Regions from separate parts of the Homo sapiens genome. Here regions 1 and 3 are each linked to region 2. Evidence: chromatin contacts called from ENCODE Hi-C or POLR2A ChIA-PET data. All regions are on one chromosome and are shown on one strand. Each heading gives the region's core, a stretch centred on a gene start or an enhancer-like site at or near the end of the contact. The rest is flanking DNA. Distances are from core to core; before and after follow the strand shown.

Region 1 (2,710 bases), core at 124-2,623, 2.3 Mb after region 2:
TCATTCATTCATTCATTCATTCAACATATGTTTATTGAGAAGCTATAAACATAGGCACAAGGTTATGTGCTAGGTAGTGCGATTACAACCAAGAAGATAACCCAGGGCCTACTTTTGGTCTAGTGAAAGAGATGGAATTAGATGGGTATGGTGGTGTGCACCTGTAGTCCCAGCTACTTGGGAGGCTAAGGCATGAGAATCTCTTGAGGCTAGGAGGGAGAGGTTGCAGTGAGCTGTGATGGTAACACTGTACTCCAGCCTGGGTGACAGAAGAAGACCCTATCTAAAAAAAAAAAAAAAAAAAAAAAAAAAGTAGGGCAACATAAATACACAATTTTAATTTAGGTGGGTAAAGACAACAGTGGACCCCAGGGCACAGTTTAGATTATTTTATGGATATGGATAAACAGAGAAAAGGGTGGTTTTTTTTTTTTTTTTTAAATCTATTTTAGAGACTGGGTCTCACTGTGTTGCCCAGGCTGTTTTCAAACTTCTGAGCTCAAGTGATCCTCCCACATCAGCCTCTTGAGTAGATGGATGGCATTTTAATTAGATGAAATTGTACTAGGAAAGGCATTTGCAAAACAAAGTAATTGCCCCAAATCACTATGAAACCCTAAGTCAGGCATAAAACTCACGATTTCTGACCCTTCTTCATGGCCTATTGCCTCCTATTACCTTTACTTTTTCAAGTAAAGATATTCTTCTGGTAAACACATGGTCAAATACAGTGTCTTGGGTAACGAATAGTAAAGTGAGATAACATATGTAGAGAAAGCGGGTGAGAATCCGTACTCCATAAAAGTATTTTCTTTCCATAGGTGTCTGCTAAACTGCCATCTAAGTTTTCCAAAACAAAAAACAAAAACACTTGTGTGGTGCTCAATGATGTATATTAAGTGAAACCTACCAACTGACCTTTATCCTTTCCTTCCTGTTTTTTTAATATTAAAGAAGAGACCTCTTTTCACAAATGATTGAGGAGGCTAGTAAAATGCAGTGAAAAGAGCAAGTTCTTTGGGAGTCAGACAGCATCGGATCCAGCCCAGAGCGCAGCACGACTAGTAGAGTAACTTAGATTAAGTCCTTAAACTTCCAGTGTCCTCTTTTGTAAACTGGGAATAATAATAATAATAAATAAATAGTGAATAATATTTATGCAAAGTACTTAGCACAGTGTCTAACACATAAAAGCTTAGGAGAAGTTGGCTATTAAGCATTTCTAGGAACCCGAGGACTCAGGGTTGTTATTTTAGTTCTTGGAATCAAAGGAACTTGAAGCGTAGTCATTCCTAAACTAAGTTAAACCAGAACTAGCGCTTTCAGCAATGATGTAATTTGATCTCTTCGGGCCACCGTCGCTGAGCATGCGCAAATAAACGTGGCGGGACGTATGTGTCATGGCGCTCTCCATCTAAAGTCTGTGCAGCTTCCGGAGAGTGGCGGGTTGATTTTCTCACTTTGGACTGGTTTTTACTTCCCGACTTCTGGGTAAGGGTGGCCGATGGGTCCATGTGGGGCAGAGTGTGGCCACAGCTCCTTTTATGGCCAAGCCTTGTTTCTCCAGTTTCAGTTTTTCTTGGGCTGTTTGCAAATTTGTTTCGCAGTTAAAAGGGGATTTGCCAGCTGGGATGGGGGAATTGGGAGGCAGATGGGGCTTCCAGGAGCGAGGATAGGGTCGTTGGCCTCAGGTGCCGCTCTCCAGTTAGGAGTATTTTAGGCACCTCGTTCCTTATTGTCAGGTTTAACTTCATTTGTTCTCCCACTTTATACCTTAGTGAATTTGTAGATGTGACAAGGCTTTCGCAGTTATATAGCTTTCCCAGATCAGTATGTTAAGAATTTAAGCAGAAGTTATTGAGAAAAGCAGGTGTCTTGCTTTTTCACTTTTCGTTCTTCTTTGCTCATAAAACCTTTTTCTGAATCTCGGGACGACAGTTATCTTTCGGATGGAACGTGATCTGGATGTCTATCTACCTTATTGACTTAATCCTGTTTTGTAGTGGTTGGTTACTCGCACTATGCAGACGTGTTGCGGTGCTGAATACAACATTTATTACTAAAGCCAGACACTGGATCACCGTCACGGCAGATGTCAGCACACCTGTTGTAATCAGTAAGAAGTTACAAGTAGTATGGAGCATCATTAATCCTGCTGTATAAAGCAGTCTTTTATGGAGTCTGATTCCTTTTAAGTAAAGAATCCTTACAGTGGTTTTGTGAACTTTTTGGGTGCTTACTTTTCCTAATCAATTTTTATTTTCCAGACTCATCTTTCAAGAGGACTTTAGACTAATTGCAGATAATTAAGGTACTGATTTATTTTAAACCTTTTATGTTTGAGTGCTGTGCGTATTTCTGCATGTTAGAAAATGCAGAGAGGTAGCCTAATGTTTTAGCTATTTGCCACTATCATGTTATGGAAACATTGTGCTTTACATAGCATTAAATCGAAGAGATATTTTCATTTATTTTACTTAACCTTTCATTTTCATTCACCAGCATTGACCATGTCCACTTTTTTGAGATGCCCTTTTCATTTGCCTTCCATGGCCCATGGATTTTTTTCCTTGTCTGGTGGCTGCTTCTTGGAATCCATTATAAGCTGATTTTCCTTTATCTGGCAGTTAAATTTGGAGTCTCTCAAGTCGTGGTCTTGTACCTTCTCCTACCTCTGTTCTCTTTTTCTTCCCCTCTGGGTGATGTAATC
Region 2 (3,025 bases), core at 202-2,701:
CAAGAAGCGGGTACACCTGAAACAGACACTGCATGCATCCTGGATAAACTGCCGCAGCACACTCCTCTATTCAGTCAAGTTTCCGTTTCACACCTCCAGTCAAATCAGGGCTCATATCGCCCTCCCTTAAAACAGACACAGGTTCGAAACCGAGACAGTGCTGGGCTCACATTTAACTTTCTTTCAGAGTTCACTTTCTTCATTTTTAACTACTTTCTCAAGTAGCAACAGCTTTCACCGCTGTTTGCCAGGGAGGGAAACTTTTTGGTAAATGTAAAAATATTCGAAAGTATTCAAATACTTCCGGGTCTAGCCTTATAACTTCAGTCTTAACGGGCTGCACCAAGACCTTACAATAACTTCAAAAGGCAAAAGATGTGTAATGAAAAGGACAAAATTAGAACATCCACTTAGCAACTTCAAAGGTGCACACACACAGGTAAAAAAAAAAATCAAATCCAAGACCTACAAACTTCCCGTCAAATGATGAAATGTTAACGAACGTTTAGAGCGGACGAGAAGTCGGCTGCACTCCAATACATCTCTACCACGCTAACAAATACTTTAAAAACCGGAATACACAAAGTCAATTCTACGCCATCGCTCAAAACAAAAGCAGATAAATTGTGCACACATTCTCGCTGAAAATCACTCCGACTTCACGCCTCTAAACACCAAAAGAGCAAGAAAACTGTTTCCTGGGTGAAAAATACAAAAAAACTTCGGTCTGAAAAATTCATCAGTTGGGATGCGACTCCCCCCACCTTTTTCCTCCTCCTCCTCCTCCTCGTCGTCCTCGTCCTCTTCCTCCTCGCTCTCCTCTCTGGGACCGGGCATTTCGGGTTCTTTCTCGGACGCGGGCTGGGTGGGGGTTCCCTCCCCCTCCGCAGCAGGGGCCGAGGCGGACATGCTGTGAACCTGCATGCGGGAAGAAAGCCGGACGTCTCGGTCCTCCTACTCCCGCAGGCAGGACCGGGCGGCCACCCTGAATGATGCTACCCTTCCCGCGGGACACCTGCCCTGAAAGTTGCCTCCTCCCATAGCCGGGACCGCAGCGCTCAGTCCCCAGGGGCGGCTTCCCTCCCGCTCCGCCGCCGCCGTCCAGGGATTCCCGAGGCGGGAAACCGCGCCCGCTGCCCCGCGTGCGCGCGCGCCCGCCCGGCCTGCGCTGTTCCCGGCCCGGCCCGAGCTGCCGGCCCTCCACGTCCCCTCCCCCGCCCCAGGCCGCCGTCCAAATGGCCGCGTCCCTCCCCCGTCGGCCGCGGCAGGGGCGACCGGGCCTCCGGCGTCCCGAAGCAGCCCTTACCGCGGATTTCGGCCGCCGCGGGCCTGGCACGCGAGGGCACGAGGAGGTTCTGGGAGGCGGCGGCGGCCGACGCCGAGGAGAAGGCGCGCGGGCCGCTGTCTGGCGTGACGCTCGCGCCGCGCGCTCGGCTCCCCAGAATCAACAAGATTTTCAAAATGGCGGTTCGGGAAGGAGAGCGGGAATGCGGCGACCAATCAGGGCCGCGAGCTGGGAGTTGGCGGGCGCGGGGCGGGGGAGGCGGGGCGGCCGGGTGCCTCCGCGGGAAGCTCGGGCGGGCGGGACCGCGAGGGGTCGCCTCGGCCGCGGGCGGAGGGATGCGCGCGCGGGGCTCTCCCCGGCTGCGCCTGGAGTGTGGTCGGCGCTCGGGCCCCGGAGTGCGGGCGGGCTGTGTCCCGCGGGGCGGGCGGGAGCGGGAGGCGAGGCGGCCTGGCAGCGCGGAACGGAAGGACGCTAGGGGGCCTGCGTGTTTATTGTTTCCACGGTCGCTTCCTGGAAAAGATGATGAGCAGTCCCGGGCCGCGGAGGGGCGCGGCGGGCGCGGTAAAGAAGTTTAGAGATCTCCGAAGTCGCTATCGACAGTGTTACTCTGAGGCGGAGGAGAATTAATCAGCGGTCTCATCAATGCTCCAGAAATCATGCTGGGTGATAGATAACTCCCAAATCTGTATTTCTGAGGACCGCATCGCTTGTAAGGTGCACCGAAAGGAAAAAGATCCTACCTGCCACGTTAAAGGTTCACATAGCCAGCCACATAGATTTACACCCCTGTAAATATAAGGGGAGAGGCTCCCTCCCACCCCATTCCTTCTCCTCTCCTCTCTCACACACACTCTCTGTTTTATAATAGAGGAAATATGTTATTTGGCCGGGTCCAGACCCTTCTCCCAGAGTTCTAGGTCATCTATGCAGATGCTTTTTACACATTCAACACTGCAGACACTCAAAGCAGTATCTTCCCTGCTCAATGCTGCCTTCTTTTGTATGTGATTTCCTTTATTTTCTCCCAACTCTTCAACCACTAGCTCACCTGAAGGATCCTTGTACTCAGTGGACTTAATAGAAATGTGATCAGTGAAATTTGCCTGGACTCTGGGTTGCAGGACAAAAATTAGACATTTCCTTTGAATCTTCCCTTTTCCTTTTGTTCCCCTTCCAAAACATACGCGAATAGTGTCATTTCTACCCTCAAACGGTATGCCATTTTCCACACTATTTATCCCACTCAAATCCTATCCACACTCCACAGCTCATCTCTCCTTCTTGCTGCCTGCAACGTGGTTGGGAGTGGGGGGTTGTGTTTCACCCCTATTTGTGTTACAGCTCTTTCAATCCTACCATTTGGCAGGTCCTGAGTTCTGGTCCTGTGTCCAGGAAGAGTGAGGCACGCAAACAACTGGAGGGTGAGCAAGGTGGACAGGAGCTTCACTGAGGGACAGAACAGCTCTCCTGAGACCTGAAGTGGGTTGCTCCTTTCTGCAGGGGGGTTGTCCCGACTAGCGTCCTGCCCTCAGTGGAGAGGAGACCCATAGTGGGCAGCTCCTTTCTGCAGGCAGGTGGTCCTGACGAGTTGAGGAGACCAAAGTGGGTAGCTCCTTCCTGCAGCTGGTAGGCCTGAGCGCTGGCTGAGTCTGGGGTTTTTATGGGCTCAGAAGGGAGGAAGTGTGTGCTGATTGGCCCATGGGTGGGCCCAGAAAAAGCACCACTAGTTTTCACTCTGGG
Region 3 (2,963 bases), core at 181-2,680, 2.0 Mb before region 2:
TCTCACAAAAACCAGGGAGGAGATAGGGTTAACCCCCCCTCCTGCCCCCACCCCTTTTATGAGAAAACTGAGACTTAGAGAAATTGACTCCCCTAAGGTCACCTAGCTAGACAGTGGTGGAACCAGGTTTCAAACTCAGGCAGAGATGTTCCAGGACAAAAGCAGCTTCAGTGAATAGTTGTAGCAAGTTTTAAGGACTGAGAAATTTATATTGAATTTTTCTGCGGCCTTAGGCAAGTTATTTCATTTATAGAAGCCTCGTTTTTCCTTATCTGTGAAATGGCTCTTTCTTCATTGGGTTGTTCTGAGAGTGAATGAGATGATGCATGAAGCCCGGCAGCACATTTCAAATGTATAATAAAAGGTCGGTAAGGTCAATAAGTGAATCAATGAACTCACATCACTGGTAACCCCTCGAACTCACATCACTGGTAACCCTCAGAGGGGACTCAGGCTCCTCAAATCTCAGGATCTGCGTCGACTACAGACCTCACTGTTTTTCTTAAACAAAAATCCTGAAATCCAGGCTGGGCGCAGTGGCTCACGCCAGTAGTCCCAACACTGGGAAGCTGAGGCGGGAGGATTGCTTGAACCCAGTAGTTCAAGACCAGCCTGGGCAACACAGTGAGACCTTGTCTCTTAACAACAAGTCCAAAGGGAATCATGGCCTCCACAATCCCAGTACAGCTAAACAGTTAACTGCCCACGTTCTTTTCCTTAATTCTATACAACCTCCCTGGGGTTTCTGGTTCTTTGGCAAGTGAGAGACGTGCTCCTCAACACTGGGTGAGCACACCGGGCTTGAATTTTAAAAAAGGAGAATCCGCCGGGCACGGTGGCTCACGCCTGTAATCCCAGCACTTTGGGAGGCCGAGGCAGGCGGATCACTTGAGGTCAGGGGCTCGAGACCAGCTTGGGCAATATGGTGAAACCCCGCCTCTAGGAAATAATTTTTAAAATAAGCTGGGTGTGGCGGCGTGCGCCTGTACTCGAGGAGGCTGAGGCATGAGAATCGTTTGAGCCCAGGAAGTCGAGGCTGCGATGAGCGGCGATAGCGCCACTCACTCCAGCCTGAGCGACAGTGAGACTGTCTCAAAAAAAAAAAAAAAAAAGTAAAAGCTCTCAGGGAGCGACTTTTCCCTTGGATAAGGCAGCCACACGCTAAGTCCCCTCTCCATCGGGGACCCTGGGGACAAACAGAACGGTGCGCATTTCCCTCCCCCGTCCCCATTCGGTCACTGCCACGGGCTGTACACCTGAGGGGGAAGGACGGGGGCGGCGGCGCGAGGAGGAAGGGCTTCGCCGCCAATCTGTCCCTAACCAGTCTGCCTCTCAACCCCTGCCTGAGGCGGAGGCGGTGCCCGGGGCGGGCCAAGCGTGACCGCGGGTCGGCGGGGCGTGTTTAAGACCGCGGCGTGCGCACCCGGCCCACGCCAGCTCCCGGCCGCGGCACAGCAGCCCCGGCGCTCCCCGCGCCGCCCCGCGCAGGCGCCCCCGCCCCGCCGTCGCCGCCGCCGCAGCCAGGAGCCGCTGCACCATGCCCCGCATAGATGCGGACCTCAAGCTCGACTTCAAGGATGTCCTGCTCCGACCTAAGCGGAGCAGCCTCAAGAGCCGAGCCGAGGTGGGGGACGTTCGGAAGTCGCAGTGGGGTGGGATTTTTTTTTCCGGGTGGCGCGGGGCAAGTGGGTGGAAGGGGGTGGCACCGGGTTACCCTGCCTGCTTTGGTGTTTGAGACTGGGGCGCTGCGCCCCCGTTCCCGCGCCCCAGCACCTGCCAGGACGTGAGGTGTCTTTAAGGGCGGTGATACGGGGGCCCATGAAATTCTCTACACGTCGGTCCCGTTGGGTGGCCTAGGGGAAGTTCACAGTGAAACTCGACCACAGATGAGCGAGATCCAGTGGCCAGTTGGTTTAGAAGGAATAGGGGTACGAGGGCGCTTATAGCAAGAAAAGGAAACTGGAGCTAGGGGAGAGAGGACGAGAAAAACAACTGCAGATCCCGGTGATTTTTGGCTGCGTCTCCTAGTGCTGATAATTGCTGCTGCTTTCGCTTCGGGTCCAGCGGTGGAACTTCGTGAACGCGTCTGAAAAACCAGAACCCAGGGCACAAGTTCAGGGTTTCCTTTCTGAGTTTGGCGGCCTTGCTGGCAGTGGGGCTTGGGGACTCAGCGGTACTGGACAGCCCGCGGTCCCAGCCTAGCCCTGGAGAAGAGTTTCGAAAGCTTTGGGGTGAGAGAGGTGGGGGCGAATTGGAAGCCTCGGGCATTTCCCTGGTTCTGCCTGGATGTCCTCAAATCCTAAGGAACAGGTGGAGACCGGACTGGAAATAGCCTGAGGCTGGGGGAAGGGAGGCCAGTCCCTGAAGGATAAACTAGTTGCCTGAAAGGCAGAGTGCCCCGGGGTGGTGTGCGCTGGTGACTGGCTTTGCTGAGAGCTGGAGAGGAAGGTGAGGAAACCGGACACGGTTGAAGGCTGGGGCTGAAGGAGTAAACACGAGGAGGCTGGGCCAACCTGCACAGCTCCGTCCACTCAGCTCCACAAACAAGACCATAAATAAATCCCCTCAGCAAAGAAGTCCGCTGCCCACTCCGGTGCCAGGCCTAACTGCAGTGCCTGGGGCTGCCAGCCGAGGGCTTGCTTGGATTGGGGAAGCCTCCGCGTTAGCCAATGACTAAACCAAGTGGCCTTCTGTAAGCAGCAGCATTGGCTGGTTTGGAGCCCGGCAGGACTGGAGGACGTAGGGGAGGAATGATTAAAACTTATCGCCCCAGATTGGGTGACCCTGTGCCTGTCCCTCATGACCTTTCAGGTGCTAAAGAGGGGGCCTCTCTTGGAACAAAAACAGTTTGGAGGGCAGGCCTGGGCCTCTGGAAGCATGAGCTGTAGCCAATTCCTAAGGCAAGACCAAGATGAAATAGGGGGATTCTGGATGTGCTAATAATTTGGTGGCCTCAATATTCT

Evidence for each region. Hi-C counts contacts between places; a loop is a spot of excess contacts on that map. ChIA-PET counts read pairs that join two places held with the same protein, here RNA polymerase II (POLR2A). Pooled maps may share reads with other maps.
Region 1: a loop to region 2 is called in a map of breast epithelium, with 31 times the contacts of the local background. The contact joins the promoter of CDKAL1 here to the promoter of DEK in region 2. A Hi-C loop is called at or near these places in 1 of 168 maps with a recorded cell type or tissue (breast epithelium), 1 of 37 single-sample maps with no recorded cell type and 10 of 50 pooled maps.
Region 3: a loop to region 2 is called in a map of HepG2, with 9 times the contacts of the local background. The contact joins the promoter of GMPR here to the promoter of DEK in region 2. A Hi-C loop is called at or near these places in 1 of 168 maps with a recorded cell type or tissue (HepG2), 2 of 37 single-sample maps with no recorded cell type and 4 of 50 pooled maps. POLR2A ChIA-PET finds 5 or more read pairs at or near these places in 1 of 52 experiments (AG04449).

What each region holds. Positions count from the first base shown.
Region 1 is chr6:20,533,084-20,535,793 of GRCh38, forward strand. CDKAL1 (CDKAL1 threonylcarbamoyladenosine tRNA methylthiotransferase) reads left to right here and starts at 1,374. Exons shown (of 16, transcript NM_017774.3): 1 at 1,374-1,491; 2 at 2,268-2,311. RefSeq lists enhancers at 1,303-1,462, 1,493-1,572.
Region 2 is chr6:18,263,079-18,266,103 of GRCh38, forward strand. It overlaps DEK (DEK proto-oncogene), which reads right to left and starts at 1,452. Exons shown (of 11, transcript NM_003472.4): 1 at 1,307-1,452; 2 at 765-918. The coding sequence starts at 909. It overlaps LOC124901270 (a long non-coding RNA gene), which reads left to right and starts at 1,454. Exons shown (of 2, transcript XR_007059486.1): 1 at 1,454-1,999; 2 at 2,652-3,025. RefSeq lists an enhancer at 576-1,127 and silencers at 1,013-1,072, 1,133-1,492, 1,533-1,812.
Region 3 is chr6:16,237,157-16,240,119 of GRCh38, forward strand. It overlaps GMPR (guanosine monophosphate reductase), which reads left to right and starts at 1,431. Exons shown (of 9, transcript NM_006877.4): 1 at 1,431-1,624. The coding sequence starts at 1,538. RefSeq lists silencers at 1,214-1,313, 1,434-1,533.